2 separate regions of the Homo sapiens genome follow, and region 1 is linked to region 2. Evidence: chromatin loops called from intact Hi-C (ENCODE). Cell type or tissue: mucosa of descending colon. All regions are shown on one strand. Links, peaks and the distances in the headings refer to the core of each region. The heading gives the core; the rest is flanking DNA.

Evidence for each region. Hi-C counts contacts between places; a loop is a spot of excess contacts. Peaks named below come from ENCODE experiments on the same cell type or tissue, not always from the same donor. Only the 100,000 strongest peaks of a DNase experiment are listed, where the experiment ranks them.
Region 1: it touches region 2 in a loop (6-fold over the local background); 6 of 110 quality-filtered maps call a loop at or near these places.

Annotation. Positions count from the first base shown.
Region 1 is chr16:8,875,618-8,892,852 of GRCh38, reverse strand. LITAFD (LITAF domain containing) reads right to left here and starts at 10,502. Exons shown (of 4, transcript NM_001395433.1): 1 at 10,343-10,502; 2 at 9,567-9,643; 3 at 8,388-8,530; 4 at 7,503-7,666. The coding sequence starts at 8,497. The coding sequence ends at 7,558. It overlaps USP7 (ubiquitin specific peptidase 7), which reads left to right. Exons shown (of 31, transcript NM_003470.3): 31 at 1-756. RefSeq lists enhancers at 466-695, 746-805, 876-1,025, 1,086-1,355, 4,095-4,937 and 2 more and silencers at 6,380-6,519, 14,812-14,927. In mucosa of descending colon, for the core only: no CTCF peak of the experiment used is centred there; DNase peaks (open chromatin) are centred at 6,652, 7,722, 8,042, 8,422 and 1 weaker place.
Region 2 is chr16:8,938,783-8,943,782 of GRCh38, reverse strand. The region is part of intron 1 of USP7 (ubiquitin specific peptidase 7); the gene reads left to right. Among named protein-coding and RNA genes, the nearest start is that of USP7-AS1, 21 kb to the left of the region's middle. In mucosa of descending colon, for the core only: no CTCF peak of the experiment used is centred there; a DNase peak (open chromatin) is centred at 1,897.

The sequences.
Region 1 (17,235 bases), core at 4,689-9,688, 56 kb after region 2:
GTGTACACCAACTCTTCCTGTATATTGCCTTTTTGCTGGAAAATGTTGTATGTTGAATAAAATTTTCTATAAAAATTATAATTCAGTGAGTTACGTGGAAGTGGAGGAAGATTTCTACTCTCCCTGGAAACAGGCCTGGGAAACCTTGGCATTTGTAACAAGGTTTCACTGAGATGTACTTTTCCTTCTAATTCCGTTTTGCGGGGGCAGGGTCTCTTGTTTCTTTTTTTTTTTTTTTTTTTTTTTAGCCTCTAACTAGTCACATTTACTCTTAAGAAATGAAAGGTTTTCCAGGAGAGAACTGTGTACAAATAAGGTGACTGGAGATGTGACCTGATGTGTCACGAGGCCCTTCGGGGCGGCAGGCGCTATCGTGGGCGTGGTCCTTGCACCGTCCCATCGGCCTTGCCTTCCAGCTCCGTGGCACGGTTTCCTGGTCTTTGGGCCAGTGTGTACCTTGGAGTGACTTCCTTTCTCAACTTCCACTGCAGTGTGTGTGCCTTCTGCTCTGAGAGCTGCCTTGTGACCCGTGTGATAGAAAGCAGGGAGTGAGGGTCCCCGCGGACCTGGCCCTTCCCTCCTTCCTCCCCCAGAAAGAGGAGTTAGAGCAGGGGTGCGAGAGCCGTTCGCTGTGGGTTTGTCTTTGAACAAACATTAAGGTGTCTTGTTTTTGTTCTGGGCTGGGGGTTGGCTGTAGTCTTAGGTAACTGAAAGTTCCTACTCTCCCTTAAGGTATTAAATGACTCTTTTTCCAAAGAACGTGTTGTAATGTTTCCGTCATCTGCCGCGTTCCCTTTTCCACTCACTCGCAGTTACAGTGTCAGGAGTTTGAGTTTGTTAAACTGGTTCTGGGGAGACAAGCTGAAATTTTAAAGAAAGAAAAATGAACTCCCCTTCTCCGGCCTCACTGTAACCCCTGGGACTATTGTGTCCTCTCCCTCTGTGGGGTGTGGATGCCATCTGTTGACAGCATTCGGAGTCTTCACAGCGGGGAGCCCTGAAAACCACTGCGTGACAGCAAGGGCCTGCGGTCACAGTGGCCCTTCCCACGCCCTCACACACAAGAGCAGCGAGCTGAAGCAGTCTTGTTTCAAAATGAGAAGAGCAGCCAGGCGCGGTGGCTCGTGCTGTGAGCAAAGCCCAAGGGAGACACTATGGGACCTGGCAGAGTCCCCTGCAACGTGGGTGCCTTGACAGGGCGAGAAGCCACGTCTAGACACCATCGCTTCCTGATGGAGGCCCTGACCCAGCTTCTCTTTCACCAGACGGCAAGGACATTTGGCGTCATACATAACATCACTCATTTGCTGTGAGGCAAATGTTTATGGTGCCAGGGATGGAAATTGTGAGTAGTTTAAAGTCTTAACTCTGAAACCACCTTCACAGTTAAAGCAAATGCGATAAAACCTATAGCACCTGGGCCGGATGCGGTGGCTCACACCTGTAATCCCAGCACTTTGGGAGGCTTGAGATCGGTGGATCACTTGAGGTCAGGAGTTCAAGACCAGCTTGGCCAGCATGGTGAAACCTTGTCTCTACTGAAAACGCAAAAATTAGCCGGGCATGGTGGTAGACACCTGCAGTCCCAGCTGCTCGGGAGGCTGAGGCCAGAGAATCACTTGAACCCAGGAGGCAGAGGTTGCAGTGAGCTGAGATCGTGCCACTGCACTCCAGCCTGGGTGACAGCGTGAGGGAGACTCCGTCTCAAAGCCATAGCACCTGAAGGTTCCTTGAATTACTAAGGTGAGGTGTGTAAGTAAGACATCTCTCTTGTGGTTTGGGCTTAGGCTAGGGTCAGAGTTGGTAAACTTTCTGTAAAAGGCCAGAGTAGGTATTGTGTGATGGTCTCTGTTGGGACTCTCAGCTCTGCCAACATAGCATGAACGCAGCCACAGACAACAATTGAGTGGCGAGGCTGTCCCCACAAAGCTTTGTTTTTAAAAACCCCTTTTGTAGGTTTACCAACCCTGGATTGCAGGGAAATGATCTGTCTTCATGGCTTGCTATAAGGGCCTCTTGGGCCAAGAGAGCTTCAGATTAGATAGCCGAGTCACTACCTCCTAGTGGTGTAGGTAGGTCCCCTGGGGAGGAGGGGAGTCAAGATAACAACCAGACCTTGCCAACCCCATTGGACTACATCCCTAAGACTTTTGTGTGAGGGAGTAATGGGTAGTGTTTCCGGCCAGCCTTGCTACCACCCTGTCCTCACCCAGTCGTGTTCATCAGAACTTTGTCGCGGTGGAGCTTCTGGCCACCTGTGGCTATAAAGCACTTGAAATGTGGCTTAAGTGGCAGAGGGGGTTGAATTTTAATTTTATTCTAATTTGCACATGTGGCTGATGTCTTCCTTACTGGGTATGCAGTTCTAACAAAACATTCCCCACCTCGGGAGTTACAGTGACTAACTCGAGGGCTGTTGAGTGCTGCGTGAAGCACAGGCGTTGGAGTGGGCGTTCTTTATGGCCTACTCCCTAAAGCCTTCGGGACATTGGTTTTCTGCGTGAGAACAGTTAAGGACAGACTTCCCCATCCCTGCGTCTTGGCTTTGGGGGAGATGGGTGCCTGTGCATCTTCTGCTGACTTACGTTTCGCAGCCTTTAACTGAGTGAGGCCTGGGAGCTGGAGGCCATGAATGGTCTGTGAGCAAAACTGCAGGTTCCAAAGGGAGGCCCCCTCCCATCAGCTCCAAGGGGTCACTGACCCCCTACATGCTGCCACCTGTCAATGACTGGATCTGGGGGTTCACAGCACAGTGCCTGCACAGCACGTGGACAACTTGGGAGAGGGAAGAAGTTACGGATTCAGACCACCCTTGAAGTCCAGTGCCCAGGAGTAAGAGACTGGCACCTCCTGTCCTTCCCCACCCGTACTCAGCATCACTCAGCCCTTTGAAGCTCATTGCTGCAAAGCTGGTTTTGCAGCGAGGAGGCAGAGAAAGGTGGTTAAGGCCAGCCCCTCCCTGGTGGTGAGGGTTAGTCCAGGAGCTGCTCAAGGTTCCCAGCTTGGCCTTGATGGCCCCTCCACGCCTTTATCCCACAGGGCGTGGCTCGAGGCCACGTGCACCTGGCGCATCTTTCTGCCCTGGCTGAGCTGAGAACTCCAGTAGGGAAATGGTATGGGTGGCATTGTGAGGAAGGCCACCAGCCACCAGCGAACTCTGCCCACGAGCTGGTGCCAGTGCCACACCTGCCCATTGGGCTCCTGTGAGAAGGTGGGGTGGGGGCTGTTCTGACTCTTGCCTCCGGCTAATTAGGAGGGACAGTAGCAAGAAACCCTTTGTGATAACCATTGTGCACAGTGAGCCAGCCCTGAGAGGTCAGCAGCGAGGCGTCTGGTGGCCCAAAGTAGGCCAGAACCCTGAGCCATGGGGGCTTGAGCCTTGCTCAGTGTGGAGCAGGCATTCAGACCCCCACTGGCTGCCCGCCTCACCTCCCTGTTCCAGGTAGCCCTAGCTCAGCCCTCCATGCGGGGTAGGATGGGGGCTGTCCCCAGTTTCAAATGAGGGTTCAGCAACTTGCCAAGCTCATCTGCCAGTGGTGGGCCGCCCCTCTGACAGGCCCCGAAGCTGGGGAAGAGGCCGGCCCTGGGCGTGGAAAGGGGTCAGGGAAAGGGGTGCAGGAGAAGGAAGCCCCGGCCCTGCCGTAGCCTGGCCCTGCGGCAAGGTCTTGGCATAGGAGAACCTGAGGCTTCCCTGGGACAAAGCCTCAGACACATGAACACCGAGAGGCTTAGAACAGTGGCTCAGGTCCTGTTGTCTAAGGCAGTGACTGCAGACACCCCGAGGCTTGGGTCTGGGGGTATTCCAGGGGACTGGGCCAAGGGACAGATGAAGTCCCGCCCCACTTGGCAGCCTCTCAAGACCCCAGTTCCTCTGCACCTACACCTTCAGACAGCGGAACTTGAGAAGCCTCGACTTTTTTTTTTTTTTTAATGTGTATTTTTGTTTGTCTTAGTTTTTTGAGATAGGGTCTCACCCCATCTCCAAGGCTGGAGTGCAGTTGTGCAGTCATGGCTCATTGCACCTTTGACCTCTTGGGCCCAAGCGATCTATCTGCCCCAGCCTCCCAACTGTCTGGCAGCACAGGTGTTACCACCATGCCCGGCTAATTTTTTAATTTTTTGTAGAGATAGGGTCTCCGTAGGTTGCCCAGACTGGTCTCAAACTCCTGGGCTCAAGTGATCTTCTCGCCTTGTCCTCCCAAAATGCTGAGATTACAGGGGTGAGCCACCTCGCCAAGCTGAAAATCCTGGATTTTCTATACGAATTGTCCTATTTCTAAGAGTTGGCAAGTGACGTTTTCCTAACACGGGGCAGTCTGCATCCAGAAGGCCTGGGGACTGATCCATAGAGTCATAGCAGAAGCTTGCAGCCATGCCAAGGACCTGGCCACCTCTGAAGGCACAATGGTGACTGACTCAGGCCGATGAAAGCTCTCCTGTGACTGAGGAAGACCTGGCACCCAGCCAGTCCACACTGAGTGAGCAGAGCCTGGCCGTGGTTGGACACTGTCCCTGGACTGCAGGCGCTCATGTCTCTGGAGCCATCTGGGAATCCGAGTGAAAGACAACAGTCTGGGTGGAATCAGAACGAGAGGCTCCAGCTGAACTCTGCAGATGGAGGGTTCAGGCTGTAGATGGGCCTTGCCAGCAAGACCGAGCAGCCCCCGATTGTCGCCTGCCACAGCCTGGCTGCTCTGCAGAGCCATCAAATCTCTCCCTCTGGATGGTGGAAGCCCGGTGGCTGGGCCCTCGTCCTAGGTGAGACCCTCACGCCTCACCTTGAGATAGATCCTGGATGGATGACCACCCGCCTCGTCCACCAGGGGCTTTTCTGTCTCCCTATGTTGACCTGGTGCCCGTGTCCTCATTTATTACAAATGAGAGGTTGCTTCCTTTGTCTTCAGGGACTTACTGGGGTTCCCAGGTACTAGCTGCCTAATTTGTGTCAGAAACTTCACCATCCAACCCTAAAAATCTTGCTGAGTCTCTGAAGTGGAAATGAAGGCTCTGGGGCCTGCAGCTAGTGTGGACCGGGAAGTTGTTCTCCCGATTTAGCCAGGCCTTTGGGTGGTGGCAAAGGCACAGGCATTGGGGCATTTTACTCCAGGGAAACCTGTCCCAGAACTTGTCCTTCCCCGGGGCTGGTGTGACCTAAGGACCTGTCAGCCCCATCATGCCAGGCTTTGGCCAAGATGGCTGTTGCCTGACCTGTGGCTTCCCGGAACCTCTACCTGCTGAAGACCACATGATGGAAGACAGGTAATGCTCCCTTCTATCCCTCTAGGCCTTTGGCCACAGACGTGCACACACACACACCCAGACCCTCAGCCACACACACACACACCCCCCTCCTCCAGGCCTTCAGCCACACGCGCGTACAAACATGCATTCACACACCCTTTCTTCCAGGCCTTCAGCCACACACATGCGCGTACACACATAAACACACACCCTTCCTTCCAGGCCTTCAGCCACACACACATGCACCCCTCACCTCTGTGCCTTCCTCCCTGATGCTGAACCCTGAGGACAGACCTATGTCTCCAGCGCTGATCTAGTTACTCAGCCTCAGCTTCCGCATCTGTAGGTTGGGGCAATAATGGGTCAATACCCCATCGGTGTGAGCCTTACAGCTCCCCCAGCCACATTTTAGTGAAGACGGCTTCACGTGCCCCCAGCTCCCAATTACTTCTTCCCCCAATTCTTCCCTTACTTCTTTTCTCCCCTCTGTGAAATTCATCTTATTTGAAAACATGACGAGTAGAACAATATTTCTACTTTACAAAATTTATTAACTTTTTGAGACCCTTTCACCTAGGCTGGGGTGCAGTGGCATGGTTAGGGCTCACTGCAGCCTCGACCTTCCAGGCTCAAGCAATCCTCCCACCTCAGCCCCACAGGTAGCTGGGACTACAGGCACTCATCACCATGCCCCGGCCCCGCATTTCAGTAGAAACGAGGTCTTGCTATGTTGCCCGGGCTGGTCTAGAACTTCTGGACTCAAGCAATCCTTCCACCTTGGCCTCCCAAAGTGCTGGGATTACAGGCATGAGTCACCGTGCCCAGCCTATTCTGCAAAATTTAAGTCCTTTAGTGGTGACACTGGATTCTCCTCTACCCCGTCGTCCCCCTCCTGACCGTGTCTGCAGGCAGACCCTGAAAGGGGTCCTATTCATCAGCTTATTTGGGGCTTGTTAATGTCCACCTTCCTCCACAGCAGCTCTGCCGGGAGTCCTGTAAGGCTGCAGCTGTACGGGAGTCTTAAGGGTTAAACCTCTTGGTGGGAGGCCAGACAGATCAGGGCAGACTTGCCCCATCCTAGCTTCTATAACCCGCCTGTCCCCGCCAGGCCCTGGGATACAGAGGCGAGCCAAGACCTCACAAACCACCTGGGGAAAGTGACACACCAGAGAGCGGGTGACCAGACTGACAGGGCAGGGGCTGATTGGAGGGCTGGACGCTGCTGGGAGCAGCCTGGGGAGGTCGGGTGGGTGGTGAGGGAGTGGCACTCGGTCCTATCTGGCTGGGGTGGGCAGGGGAGCTGGAGCCAGCTCACAGATGGCCTCAAGGGGCCCCAGGGGAAGCATGTGGACTTGGGCTGAGAGAGGCACTTTGTCGGCAGGTGTCGGGCATAGTCCGAGCAATTCCAGATCCTCACCCACAAGAATCACCGGCTCAGTGCCGGCCACTGGCTGCTGGAGAACAGCAGGAGCAGGAGAGACTCTCGATAGGGAAACCCGGGGCTGCTGCCTCCTTCAAGGAGGGGATAAAGCAGAGGAAATGAATCACTGCAGGGCAAGAAGGACAGGACTGAAGGGCTGCCCTGGAGGGGGCACTGCCACCCACTCTTGTCCCAGCTACTAGGCCCAGGAGAAGAGAGAGGAGGGAGTTACTGTGAGACCTGTTGGCTCTGCAGGGCCTCAAGCATCCTAGGGAGAAGGTTGTGGGTGGGATGCAGGAGCTGGCGACGGAAGCATCGGGTGTGACAGGAGGAGCCAAGGCCAGACCCTGAGGAGCACTGGCCAAGTGACAAACCCACCAGCAGGGGCTGGAGAGCTGCTGCAGCCCAGGAGATGGGGTCTTTGGGGAAGGGAGGGAGAGTGCCAAGGGCTACAGAGAACCCAGTCAGGTAGGAGCGAAGGAGCAAGTGCACGTAGGATGTTGCACTTAGCAACGGAGCCACTGGTCAAGAAGGCAGTGGCAGGGCCCAGAGTAAGCCCGGTTGTGGGTTGAGGTGCATGCAGTGGGTGAGGATGTGGCTATCAGGGAGAACAGGTCTCTCCTTCCGGCTGGAGTTGCAGGGAGATAGTTTTCCCAAAGAGGCAGAGGCTTGAGCTGATGGGAGGGAGCCCAGAAAGATGGGGCTGAACTATGGACTGTGGCTCTAAGGAGTCAAAAGAGGGTGAACGGTGGACAGGACGGCGCGGCCCCCACACACTCAACGTGGGCTCCCAGAGCACCAGCGGCCACCCAATCTCCTGGGCTGACAGAGCAGAAGGTAAGGACATAGACACGGGTGTGCCCAGGTGGCACCCCTGGCATTTATTTCTTGGGGGCTCACAGGCGGTGGTAGTAGAAGAGCTCGCGCTGACACACGGGACACGAGTGCTTCACGTCCATTAGGCTCCTTATGCAGAATGCCAGGAAGCAGCAGCCCAGGACGTACCTGCAGCCCCGGAGCGGAGGCTGGGCGTGAGCGGGGCCACCTCTCACTGTACGCTGGACGCACCTGGGACCCAGGCAGAGTCTGGGAGGGGCCTGGGCGTGTGTGTGTATGTTTGAGACAGAGTCTCACTCTGTATCCCAGGCTGGAGTGCAGTGGCGTGATCTTGGCTCACTGCAACCTCTGCCTCCCCTGCCTCAGTCTCCTGAGTAGCTGGGATTACAGGCACGTGCCACCACACCCGGCTAATTTTGTATTTTTAATAGAGTTAGAGACAGGGTTTCAGCACATTGGTCAGGCTGGTCTATAACTCCTGACCTCAAGTGACGCACCCACCTCGGCCTCCCAAAGTGCTGGGATTACAGGCATGAGTCACCGCGCCTGGCCCCTCTGTGTGTTTCAAAACTCCACAGCTGAGAGGTAAGAGCCATCCTGAACCCGCAAGCTCTTGGCTGCTGGTGACAGCAGCAGCTGCCGTGGGTGTCCTAAGCTGGCTGCTTTGTAGGCATCACTCACCCCTCCACTCCCTGCTGTTCTCATGGGAGGTCCCTGGGTCAGAGGGCTGCCGCCTCCTCTCAAGGAGGTAATGGCCCCACCCAACTGGCCTCCCCTATGCTTGGTCCTGCTATTTTCCCCGAAAGCTCCCCCTACCCTGCAGGGACCCACCCGGACCCACCCCTACCAATGCTCAGGCCTCTGCAGCGGCGGAGGGGCGGCCACTCACCCGAACAGGAAGAGGGTGGTACACAGCAGCCAGGTGAGGGCACCCGGGACAAAGGTCGTCACCGTGATGATGCGGTTTCCACAGTAGGGACACACGGCCTGCACCGGCATGGACGTCCCCACCACGGACATGCCGGCATACAGCTGTGGGAGTGGGAAGCGGGAAGCAGGTGGGACCCCCCGGGGCCAGGACCCCTGTGGCTTCTCAATTCCCATGGGCTGTCGGTGCTCACCTGAGATGGGGAGATGCTGGGATCTGGAGACTGGGGACCTGATATGTGGGGGTGTGGTGTGGCTCCCCCACCCCGGTTTGGAGGAAACTAAGGAAAGAAGTGTTCTTAGCTGGAAGTGGGGTTTCCAGTGGGCTCTAAGGGTGCTTTTTTCTTTTTTCTTTTTATTTTGGAGACGGAGTCTCACTCTGTCGTCCAGGCTGGAGTGCAGTGGTGCGATCTCAGCTCACTGCAACCTCCGCCTCCCGGGTTCAAGCGATTCTCCTGCCTCAGCCTCCTGAGTAGCTGGGACTATAGACATGTGCCATCACACCCGGCTTATTTTTGTATTTTTAGTAGAGATGGGGTTTTGCCATGTTGGCCAAGCTGGTCTTGAACTCCTGACCTCATGCGATCCACCTGCCTTGGCCTCCCAAAGTTCTGGGATTACAGGCCTGAGCCACCGCACCTGACCTAAAGGGTGCTTTTCAATGGTGACGTCATCTTCACTGTGCCCTCCAGGAATCTATCCAACCCAGCAGTTCTGAATCTGGAGACTGCCTGAGAATTCCTTGGAAAATTTGTTTAAATTCCCAAAACCCAGGCCCCACCTGGGGGGCTCGGCCTTCCCCTCCTCTGTGGCCTGAGGGGTGGTGTGTTTGCAGAGTAGAGAACGGGAGTCTACTCCATAAAAATTTCCTGAGTGCCTACTGTATACAGGCCCCATCCACCAGTGATTTCCCTCTGGAGAGAGATGCTTCGGTGGCCACTGGCAACACAGCCAGCATGGGAGCAGGGGCAGCTGGCCAGCTGCGGGGTCCCACAGCTACGGGGTCAGGGGAGGAGAACTTGCCAGAGGATGTGCTGTTTGGGCAGAGTCTTGGTCAGAGGTCAGGAAAGAGAATATTCTGGGCAGCTCCGAGCAGGGGACAGAAAGCGACAAGGGAAGGCCGGCAGGGGCACTCACCTACCTGAACAACTTGGGGGCCTTCAAAGTACATCTGGTGAGGAGGACCATAGGGAGGAGGGGGACCAGCAGGATAAGGATCTTTAGGAGAGAGAAAGAAAAGCACCCTCAGATCAGTGGGCTCACTGTATGCCAGGGACTTAGCTCAAAACTTAGGCCCGGATGCAGTGGCTCACACCTGTAATCCCAACACTTTGGGAGGCCAAGGCAGCAGAGCACCCGAGATCAGGAGTTCGAGACCAGTCTGGCCAACATGGTGAAACCCCATCTCAACTACAAATACAAAAATTAGCCGGGCACAGTGGCGCACGCCTGTAATCCCAGCTACTCGGGATGCCGAGGCAGGAGAATCACTTGGAAAACAGATTCTGAAAGATTCGGTAACTTTCCCAATTCCACACCAACATGGCCAGGCAGCCCCAGGGCCAGGACAGCCTCTGCCTCCTGCTGCCTCCACGCTCAGCCTCGGTTGTCTCTGGCCACGGGCAGGAGCGTCATACCTGATGTGGGGGAGTCATTAGTCTCATTTGGCGACTTCCTTGCAACACTTTAAGGGAGAGTACAGCACGTTGAAAGCCCCACTGCCCAATGGTCTCTATTGGGTTCCGTGGCCCCCTGATTGGTGGGGACAGTAGGATTTCGGGGAAGGGTGGTGAGGACTGAGGGCAGCCCCCAGCTCAGCACAGGGACCCTCGTCTCCTCTCTGCTTCCTGCGGTCTCCAGAGTAGACTTCTTCCCGGTCCCTGCCAGCCCTGGCCCCTGAATGAGGGGAGCCCTCACCCGGGGATGATTCCATCCTGGTGCTCTGGAGGGCCTCTGTCCCAGCAACAGTGCCTGGGCAGCACCGTGTTCTGAGCTCCGAGTGCTCATGTGCTTATTTCTAGGAATTCTCATGAGGAGGCCCGGTTGCCAGGAGGTGTGAGGAGCTGGGGCCACACCTGTCCACCTCTTGCTGGGCCTGGCTCCAGTAGAACAGCCATTGTGATGTGTGCCTTCACTGTGGCCTCATCCTCACTTCCTGCAGGAGGAGGGCAGGGGCTTCCCGTGGGCATGGCTTGAACAGCCTTTGGAGATGGCCCTGCTCCATGTTTCCACGGCCCCACATGGTGGGTGGGTGGGAGATTGCTGACGGCTGGGTGGGGAAACTGATCAAGGGTCTGAAATATAGTCCTGTTAGAGCCCAGCCATTCTGTTTGGAGGAATTTATCCTGAGGGAGCTAACCAGATGTATGTGAAGATCTAATTGTAGCATGTTCATGTCCTCTTAGGAATGTGGCTGGGCACGGTGGCTCACGCCTGTAATCCCAGCACTTTGGGAGGCCGAGGCAGGCAGATCACTTGAGCTCAGGAGTTTGAGACCAGCCAGGCCAACATGGTGAAACCCTGTCTCTACTAAAAATACAAAAATTAGCCGGGCGTGGTGGCACGTGTCTGTAATCCCAGCTACTCAGGAGGCTAAGGCAGAAGAATCACTTGAACCTGGAGGCAGAGTTTGCAGTGAGCCCAGATCGCGCCACTGCACTCCAGCCTGGGCAAGAAGAGTGAAACTCCATCTAAAAAAAGAAAGAAGAAATGTAGGTATGTATAGGTTCATATGTCCACACATATTCATGGTGTAAATGTGTGTGTGTTTACCTGCTCAAAAGTCCAGTCTGCCTCCTGCTTATTCAGCTTTATGAGCTTGGGCAAGGTCCCACTTTTTTCTTTTTGCCTTGAGACAGGGTCTTGCTCTGTGGCCCAGGCCAGAGTGCAGTGGCGTAATCATAGCTCACTGTACCCTCAAATTCCTGGGCTCAAGTCTTCCTCCTCACCTTAGCCTCTGGAGTAGCTGGGACTACAGGTGCTTACCACCATGCCTGGCTAATTTTTTCTTATTTTTAGTAGAGATGGGGTCTCACTATATTGCCCAGGTTGGTCTTGAACTCCTGGCCTCATGTGATCCTCTTGCCTCGGCCTCCCAAAGTGCTGGGATCGCAGGTGTGAGCCACCATGCCTGGCCCCCACCTTTCTTTAAACCTCCATCCCCTCCCTGCCTCATCTGTAAAATAGGGGTAATAAGAAGCTCATAGGGTTGTTGTGAAATCAGATGACATAACCCAGGTGAGGGGTCTGCTCTTGATGTGGTCCATGAAGCCAGCATTCTTTTTTTTTGCCTGCTTCATTTTCCCTTCATAATGAAGCCAGCATTATTATTGTAAAATGCAAATGGCTTCAATGGCTCAGAAGAGGAACTCCCAATTATAGACCTCATCCTCTGCGCCAATGGCAGGCCAAGGGCTTTACACAAGGATACAGCCAGGAAGGGCAAAGTCAGGATTAGATGCAGCTGTGGGACACCAATCTGATGCTACCCCAGATCCTTTTTTTTTTTTGAGGCGGAGTTTTGCTCTTGTTGCCCAGGCTGGAGCGCAATGGCATGATCTCGGCTCGTGGCAACCTCTGCTTCCCGGGTTCAAGCAATTCTCCTCCCTCAGCCTCCCAAGTAGCTGGGATTACAGGCATGTGTCACCACACTGGGCCCATTTTGTATTTTTAGTAGAGATGGGGTTTCTCCATGTTGGTCAGGCTGGTCTCAAACTCCCAACCTCAGGTGATCTGCCCGCCTCAGCCTCTCAAAGTGCTGGGATTACAGGCGTGAGCCACTGCTCCAGGCCTGGGCTTCCTGTACAGACTTGAAGTTACACATTTTGGGAAGGGTTAGGGACCGCCTCCTTCCCTGGGGATTTTGAAGCGATGGTCCCCCTAACACACGTCGGGACCCCAGGCGTGATGTCTGAACTGGGGAAGCCTTGAGGGTGAATGGATGAGGGAGCTGATGGGGGGATGCTCTCTGGCGCTGCCCTTCCCGGCCATCGCCACCAGGGGGCAGCACCGGGCTTCCATGAGTCCGCCTCAATTTCTCCCTCTTCAGGTTCTGTGCCCCAAACCCTGCCATGGGGCGAGGACTCCTCTCTCCCACCCCATAACCCACAGGCCCGGCCGGAAAAGGTGGCAAAGCCAGCCGAGGTCACACAGCACGGCTGCGGGAGAGCTGAACTAGACCCCAGGCCCTCAGCACCCAGGGCACAGTGCCCCACCAGGAAGCTGCATGGGTCAGGGCTTCTGGAAGACTGGATTTTTGTGTTTTTTTTTAAACCTCTTCATCCCCCAGGCCGGGCGCGGTGTCTCACGCTTGTAATCCCAGCACTTTGGAAGGCCGAGGCGGGCGGATCACGAGGTCAGGAGATCGAGACCATCCTGGCTAACCAGGTGAAACCCCGTCTCTACTAAAAAATAGAAAAAATTAGCCGGGCGTGGTGGCGGGCGCCTGTAGTCCCAGCTACTCGGGAGGCTGAGCCAGGAGAATGGCGTGAACCCGGGAGGCGGAGCTTGCAGTGAGCCGAGATCGCGCCACTGCACTCCAGCCTGGGCGACAGAGCGAGACTCCGTCTCAATAAAAAAACAAAACAAAACAAAAAAAAAACACCTCTTCATCCTCCAAATAAGGCCTGGCACAGAGGAGGATGAAGTTGGTCAAACTGTGGGCTCTCTCCGAGCTGTATGACTCTGAACAGGTGTCTTCTCCTCGGTGAGCCTCAGTTTCCTCCCCTGCAAAAATAATACCTTCTGCTGAGAGTGTTATGAGCTGGGCACGGTGGCTCACCCCTGTAATCCCAGCACTTTGGGAGGTCGAGGCAGACAGATCACCTGAGGTCAGGAGTTCGAGACCAGCCTGGCCAACATGGCGAAACCCTGTCTCTACAAAAATACAAAGATCACCTGGGTGTGGTGGTGCACAGCTGTAATCCCAGCTACTTGGGAGGCTGAGGCAGGAGAAGGAGGAGGTTGCAGTGAGCTGAGATTGCACTCTGGCCTGGGCAACAGAGCAAAACTCAGTCTCAAAGAAAAAAGAAAAGAACAAGAAAAAAAGATTGCTTAAATGACTGAAGAATGAAAGAAATCCATGGGTCGGGCGCAGTGGCTCAGCCTTGTAATCCAACACTTTGGGAGGCCCAGGCATGAAGATCACTTGAGGTCAGGAGTTCGAGATCAGCCTGATCAACATGGTGAAACCCCATTTCTACTAAAAGTACAAAAATTAGCCGGGTGTGGTGGCATGCACCTGTAATCCCATCTACTTGGGAGGCTGAGGCAGGAGAATCGCTTAAACCCAGGAGGCGGAGACTGCAGTGAGCCGAGATTGCACCACTCCACTCCAGCCTGGGTGACAGTGAGACTCTGTCTCAAAAAAAAAAAAAAAAAGAAAGTTATCCACGTGAAGCACTTACCTCCATACTTGGCACATGGAAAGCTTGCAGTAAGTTGGCAATTAATATTAACATATTAACAAGAACCATGACAATCAACTCAATTAGCAGAGTCACAAAGGCCAGGGCAGGGGGCAGGCCACCCAGGAATGCAATGAGCCTGGAGTTTTGGCAGCTGGGGACCTGGGGAGTCCCGTGTGGGGCCTTTCCTGCTATGTGATTTAGGGCACCGGACTCCCGTCTCTGGGCTACGCTTTCTTTTGTGCAATGAGGAAGACTCTGTGGCCAGGGCTGTTTATGGGAAAAGGAGATGGGACATTTTTTCCTTCCTACTCATCTTCTTTTCCCAGAAGGGCCCAGCTTGAGCAGAGGCGATGAGATAATAAGGAAGAAGGAATTGGAGGAATGAGCTGTACCTGTAATTATTGCACAATCCGTGTGGGGGGTTGGGTTACAGAGGGGCCTGGATTACAGAGGGGCCTGGAGATGGGGCAGTGGCTTGTTCCTGCCTGGGGAGGGGCTGGCTGCCCCCAGAACCCTGCCTTCCTCACTCTGGCTCAGCAGTGGGGTCCCATATATCTCATCTGCATGTGGACCCTGGAGTCCTAGGGTGGGGACTTGCTGGGTCATACTGGGGCATCCCCTAACCTCTCTGGGTTGAATTTCCGGTTCTGCTAACCTCCCAGACTGCCTTACCTGCCAGCTTGTGGTGGGGAGTGGATGGGTCGGGCAGGATGGGGGTGAATGAGGTATAGGGGCTGCTGTAGGCACCACCCTCCCTACTCCAGCCACATTGCTTACTCAGGGAGAGAAAAGTAGGGGGAGGAATTCTCGTTCCCAGGAACTGATGGAGGACCCCCAGCTGAAGGGAAGAGGGTGTTTCAGGGCCATTTCTTCCCCAGCAGCTGCCGTCTGTCCATCTATCCATCCCTGCGTCCCGTTCCCTCAGAGCCTGGAGGTCTGCCTGGTGGAGGAGGAAGGGCTATCTCCAGATTGAGAAAGCCTCAGGGTGTGGATGTGATGGGAGAATGTGGTTGTGTGTGCTTCCACCTGCGTGTATTTGTGTGGGAGATGTGTGTGTCGGGTGTGTGGAGTGTCTGTGTGTCAAGCAGCATTTTTTTTTTCTTTTTTAGAAACAGTCTTGTTCTTGTCACCCAGACTGGAGTGCAGTGGGGCGATCTCAGCTCACTGCAACCGCCACCTCCCAGGTTCAAGCGATTCTCCTGCCTCAGCCTCCTGAGTAGCTGGGACTACAGCCATGCACCATCACGCCTGGCTAAATTTGTGTATTTTGGTAGAGATGGGGTTTCACCATGTTGGCCAGGCTGGTCTCGAACGCCTAACCTCAAGTGATCCTCCTATCTTGGCCTCCCAATATGCTGGAATTACAGGCGTGAGCCACTGTGCCCGGCCCGCCCTCATTCTTTAACGTGCATTTATTGAGCACCTAATATATGCCAGGCACACAAAACTGAGCAAGGCAGATGAGGTGCTTACTTACCCCAAGAAGCCCACATTTTAGTGAAGGAAACAGATGCCAGACACATTCTTCTTTTTTTTTTTTTTCTTGAGATGGAGTCTTGCTCTGTCACCCAGGCTGGAGTGCAGTGGCGCAATCTCGGCAAGACTCCGTCTTGGAAAAAAAAAAAAAAAAGAAAGTGCCAAGATCCACTTGCTGTTCTGACAGGACCCCCGAGTCTACTGTGCAGAGGAACAGTGGCGGGGATTGGGCCAAAGACAGGAGGTGACTGTCCAGAAGGAAGTGGCCCTAACAGAGAGCATGGACACTGTACAGGGGAAGCAAGTGTGCCCAGAGCCTGAGGTCCCAGCCCCCTCTTCTCTGAGACCCCTGGCAGAAGGATGCTTCCTGGGGAGGGGGCTTCATCTACACGGCTTGTGGGGGGCGCAGTGGGGCAGCACAGGGGCCCAGGTTCCAGTCCTAGCCTGGCCCGCAATTGCTGCATGGTTTGGGGGGAGCTGATCCGAGCCTCATTTCCCCATCTGTAGAATGGGACAATAACTCTCCTGCCCACGTTCCCCGCAGCACCATTCACAACAGCCAAGATTAAGAAGCAATCTAAGGCTGGGCGTCGTGGCTCACACCTGTAATCCCAGCACTTTGGGAGGCTGAGGTGGGTGGGTCACCTGAGGTCAGGAGTTCGAGACCAGCCTGGCCAACATGGTGAACCCTCATCTCTACTAAAAATACAAAAATTAGCCGGGCGTGGTGGCAGATGCCTGTAATCCCAGCTACTTGGGAGGCTGAGGCAGGAGAATCGCTTCAACTTGGGAGGCGGAGGTTGCAGTGAGCCGAGATCCTGCCACTGCACTCCAGCCTGGACAACAAGAGTGAAACTCTGTCTCAAAAACAAACAAACAAACAAACAAAAAGTAATAAATTTAAATGTCATTCATCAGTGGATGAATGGGTAGAGAAAATGCAGTACCTAAACATGATGGAATATTATTCAGCCATAGAAGAATGAGATCCTTGGCCAGGTGCGGTGGCTCACACCTGCAATCCCAGCACTTTGGGAGGACAAGGCAGGCAGATCACCTGAGGTAAGGAGTTTGAGACCAGCTTGGCCAACGTGGTGAAACCCCATCTCTACTAAAAATACAAAAATTAGTGGGAGAATCACTTGAACCAGGGAGGTGGAGGGTATAGTGAGCTGCGACTGCGCCACTGCACTCCAGCTTGGGCGGCAGGGTGAGACTCTGTATCAAACAAAAACAAAAATAACATATACCCCACAAATATACAGAACTATTATGTATTTATAATAATCAAAATTTAAAAATTTAAAAAAAATTATCTGTACCATGCTTTAACATGTGCCTGGCACTCCACAAGGGCCTGGAACTTTGAGGCTATTGTCATTACCGGGGCCCCACCCAGACTTCAGCAAGAAGTGTTTTGAAAATCAAGTAACAGCATTAATCATTGCTTACCATGTGCTAGGCTGCCCACTAAGCATTCTATACACGCTCTTCCACTTCCACAACACAACAGCTTTACTATCAAGGTGGGTGCTGACATTGTCTCCATTTTACAGATGAAGAAACGGAGGTGCGGAGCAGAGAAGCGACCTGGTCAAGGAACCCAGTGGCAGAGTCAGACCCCCACCTCCTCACCTGTCCCCAGAGCCTGTGCTCTTAGCCCAGCACAGCTGAATGGGATCCCTCCTCATCCAACTCACCCAAATACCTTTCAGAAGATGTAAAGTGGCTTCTCAAAAGGATCAAAGAGGCCAGGCACGGTGGCTCACACCTGTAATCCCAGCACTCTGGGAAGCCGAGGCGGGTGGATCACCTGGGGTTAGGGGTTTGAGGCCAACCTGACCAACATGGTGAAACCTCGTGTCTACTAAAAATACGAAAATTAGCTGGGCGTGGCGGCAGGCACCTGTAATCCCAACTGCCTGG
Region 2 (5,000 bases), core at 1-5,000:
GTGGTAACATTTCAAAATGAGTGAAAGGACATTCAACATTTTGATTTTAATACATATTGCCTTTGGGAAGGACAGTTGACTCTAGAAAAGTGTGTTCCCGCCAGCCATTCGACTCTACCCATATGCTAGACCTTCAGTACTGGTGGGCATCTCCATTGCTTTTCACCGTTAATCCAGCAGAGGAAGAGTGGTATCCCACGTTAACGAGGGAGGTGGAGCCTGTTGGTTAGTCGTTTGTGTTTCTCATGGCATTGGGGCCCTGCATTCTCGGTGTTGATCCTTTGGCTCTTGTGTGTCACAGATCTCCATCCAGGTAGGGGCATCCCTTGCCCTAACTGCATCTGTGCAGCTCGGTTCCGGCCGTGCGTGCTGCAACTTCTACTTGCATTGTGCTGCACAGTTGAGCAGATAATCCTGTTTCTTTTGCGGAGCAGACTATACATGTAGAAGCAGTACAGGCGTAATTATAAGCTCTTTACTTGTGCTGTATATTAAACCCCTCTCAGTGCACAACACAGCATTAAAACCAATCATCAGTGTTTGGACAGGCACTTTTGGTAGTTAGGATGATCTCTAGGGAACAGATGATTTTTACATAATGAAGCTAAACTGAAAGCTCCAAACAAATAGTTTTATTTAAGGATCACATATTATATGTGGCCTTCTTTGGGGCTTGGTTTTCATATAGCTAATTTACATCAGGATTATTTCAGCATATAGAGCAAAGCGTCAAAGTGGGTCCACTTTGAACACTCAGGCTCCACTGCCTTAAAGCCAGGTGGTCGGCTGACCTCAGGGCCCGCAGTGCCTGAAAAGGTACAGAACTGAAGGCAACCTAGCTTAGTAGGACAGGACTGTCCCCTGGAAATGGCTTTCCAGCCAGCCTAATGAGGGTGCATATGGCCAAATAACTGGAGGGTATAAAATCACAAAGTGGCTGGATGTGGTGGCTCATGTCTGTAACCCCAACACTTTTGGAGGCCGAGCTGGGAGATTGCTTGAGGCCAGGAGTTCAAGACCAGCCTGGACAACATAGTGAGACCCAGTCTCTACAAAAAAATACAGAAACTAGCTGAGTGTGGTGGTGTGCGCCTGTAGTCCCAGCTGCTCAAGAGCTTGAGGTGGGAGGATTGCTTGAGCCTGGGAGGTCATGGCTGCAGTGAGCCATGGTGGCACCACTGCACTCCAGCCTGCCCAACAGAGCGAGACCCTGTCTCAAAAATAAATAAGCCGTAAGCCAAATATTGTTAATAAGACCAGAGGGATTCAGAGTTACTTAGGAGGGCCCCCGTTTTAGAGTACACAGGGATCTACTTTGACAGGCTGGGGTGAGGTGCAGGTGGTCAGACCCTCACAGTGCTGCAGAACAGCAAAGGAGCTTGTCAGGAGACCCCTAGCATGTGATAAGGGTGGGACAGACCCCACTGCTTGATATTTGGCAAGGGCTGGTACCAGGATTCCCATGCTGGGGCTGTCTCAGGTCCGACAGACTCTCCACTGGGCATCCCAGTCACTCCGAGTGTCCCAGTACCTCCCAAGGACATGGATGGCTTCCTGTTCATTGGGTGGAGCACCTGCTGGGAGGGAACATTTTAGAGTGAAGTTAAGAATGCTTATCGTGGCCTTCAAGGCCCTCCATAGCTTTGGCCCTGCCCACCTTCCCCTTCCCACTGCCCTGTTCCTGTTCCTGTTGCGGTTTGCTCTACCTGGACTGCACTTTTCCATCTCTGGCCGGCAGGCTTCTTGCACTCTGTGCTTGCCACAGAATTTGCCACTCTGTGCTTGCCAGTTGTCTCCTCCTTCATGACTAAGGGACATGAACCAGCCCTGTGGCTGTCACTGTGTGCGTTTGCCCTCTATTGCAATGATCACCAAGGGACTTGCCTCCCACTTCCTAGTGAGCACCAGGAGACCAGGAGGCGTGTCCACCCAGTTCCCTGCCGAACCCTGGGCCCAGCCCATCTGTCAGAGACGGAGGCTTGGAAGGGTCAGTGGCTGGCCGGTGGTCTCACACCTGGGGAGAGGCAGGCCTGACTTCACAGCACGCACCACCCAACACAGCTGATCCTGGCTCTGCCCGTCCCCTCACTCCTCACCACACCAACACGGCCTGGTCTTTGTCTTTCCTGGTACCAAGCAAGGCTACAAGGTACTAGAAGGAAGATACTAAGCGAATTGGCAGACTAACTTATTTACACTCTGATGTTGCTATCGTGCGTGGACAAAAAAGCCGAAATGTGTTTTGGCTTAGGACAAGTTACTGGACATGTCGGTTGACCTGCGAGAAGAGGGTGGGCTCTGCTGAAATGCGGCTGGAGATACGTGCCTTTACCCCTCAGGTCCTTCCTGTCTGGAAAAGTAACGTATTAGGCTACAGAATAAGATGTTTTCTTTGTTAAAAAGTTGTTAACCGCAGACTGCAGGATATGTAGGGTATGTCCACCCTTTAGGGGATGCATGAAATCCTAGCTAATGGTAGCAGCTTAGAAAGGTGCTTTCAGGGTTATGTTTGAGCATAGTTAATTTTTCCACTTAGGTTCATGTTCTGGAATTGGCTCCTTCCAAGAGGTTTCAGGTATCCAGTCAGGCACAGAGGGCGTGAGGGCTGGGAAGTAATTTGGTGGTGGGGCGGGGGGTCCTCATGGGCATGGGGCATGGGCCCCATGTGAATTGGGCAGCAGCTCCTTGGCAAACATGGGCAGTGTGGCCTGGCCAGCACCTACCACTTTCCAATCAGTGGCTGGAAGGTGAACCTTGAGTCCCTGAGTGCTGGACGAGAAGAAGGGTCCTGGAGTGGGAGGAGAGAGAATTCTGTCCTGCTATTCCTGACTTTATTGTATCCTATTATGACCTTCACCCCCACTTGATTACCTCCAGGTTCTGGAGACTGTATATATTCCAGGTTCTGGACACTGTATATAAGTGATTCTCCTGCCTCAGCCTCCCAAGTAGCTTGGATTACAGGTGTGCGCCACCATGTCCGGCTAATATTCCAGGGCCCTACCTGAAGCCAGCTTGAGCTTCACCTAGGAGAGGCCTCGCAGAGGGGATTGATCTCACTCCACAGCCTCTGATCTTTCCCACTCCCTGGAAATGTCTAGAAGATGGCGGTCAGGAGCTTCTTAGGGAGTGTGGTAACTCCGTCTTTTTTGGCTGCCACCATCGTCCCTGTTTCTGTGGATGCCTCGGGAGCTTACAGGCTCCCACCTCTCCCTTTCTGATGCAGGGGCCATTGCTGTAACTGCCCCACCTCCCGCCCTGGGTTGCCTGGTCCCAAGGTAACCCCTGCCCTCCCACTCTGATCAACAGCCTTGATGGTGGCGCCCAGCTTCTTGGACATTCCTAGTACACCTTCTGCCTCTCGTTGTGTTCAAGAAGCCGAAGAGTTCTCCTGAGCACTGTGCTGGAGGCTGGTCCTGTGCTGGAGCTCACCAGAGCATTTGGCGGTGTTCTGGTTCTTGGATAACAGTGTTGACATTTGCCATTGGACAAAGCATGGTTAGCTACTTGCAGAGGCCAGATGTGTATATGACCTGGCTGTAGGATGCCTAGACAGGTGACCTGGCTATAGGATGCGTAGATAGGCAGCAGGATGGGAGCCACAGGACAGAGCTGTTTGTGAGAGCATCATTTGGAGTCACAAAAATACAGGAAAAACCTGGATGGAAACAGCCTTTTTTTTTTGGAGACAGAGTCTTGCTGTGTCACCCATGCTGGAGTTCAGTGGCATGATCTCAGCTCACTACAACCTTCGCCTCCCTGGTTCAAGCAATTCTTGTGCCTCAGCCTCCCAAGTAGCTTGGATTACAGGCATGTGCCACCATGCTTGGCTAATTTTTGTATTTTTAGTAGAGTCGGGGTTTCACCGTGTTAGCCAGGATGGTTTCAATCTCCTGACCTCGTGATCTGCCCTCCTTGGCCTCCCAAAGTGCTGTGATTACAGGCGTGAGCCACTGCGCTCGGCCAGAAACAGTCTTCTTTAGGGGAGTGGTTGATAAATCATGACAATGTTTTGGAGTTATTAAACTTACCCACGTAATGTGAATAGTATATGTGTTTTCCTTCATGAGAAAAAGTGCACGAGCAATGTACATGATATGTACATATGAACATTACATTGAGAATGCCTGGAGGTGAAACATTCATGGTTTCCTTCATGTTAGCACTCAGGGAAGGCCAGTTGATTTCTCCTTATCTATGTCTGCATTGTTGCTAGCTAACATTTGCTTGCTTGTGTTTACTTCTTTCAGAACTCAAAAGTAGAAATAAATAGAAACCAGGACCAGTCCAATATTTTCATAGCAGCTTTATTTGTGAATTTCCTCTATCTGGAAAGGACCCAGATGTCAGCAAGTGAATGGTCAAATGGCAGTCCATCCCTGCCATGATATCCTAGAGTACAGGAGAAAGGAACAACTCATTCCACACTGTGTCCATTTATATAGCATTGGTGAAGTGACAAGATCCCAGAGATGCAGAACATATGAGGGTTGCCGGGGATAATGGGGGAGCACGCACGCCGGGGTGGGTGGTCGTAACAGGGCCACTGGAGGGATCCTTGTGGTGTTGGAACTGTTCAGGATCTTAACTGTGGTGGTAGTGGACACACAAATCTACACAGTAAATAAAATTGTAGAGAACTAAATACACGTAAGTACATGTAAATGTGGAGAAATCTTCATTGGGTTGGTGGGTTACATCAGGACCCTGGCTGTTGATACTGCAGGCAGGGTAGTTTTGCAAAGTGGTGCTGTAAGGGGAAACTAGGAAAAGGGTATGGGATCTCTCCCTGTCCCTTGGTATTAATGGTGGATTGGTTCCAGGACCCCTCTCAGGGTGTCAAAATCCACAGATGCTCAAGTCTTCCTCATACAAAACAGTGTAGTATTTGCATATAATCTTCACACATCTTCCTATATAGTTTAAATTATCTCTACGTGGCTTATAATATCTAATACAGTGTAAATGCTATGTAAATAGTTGGTAGACTATTGTTTTGG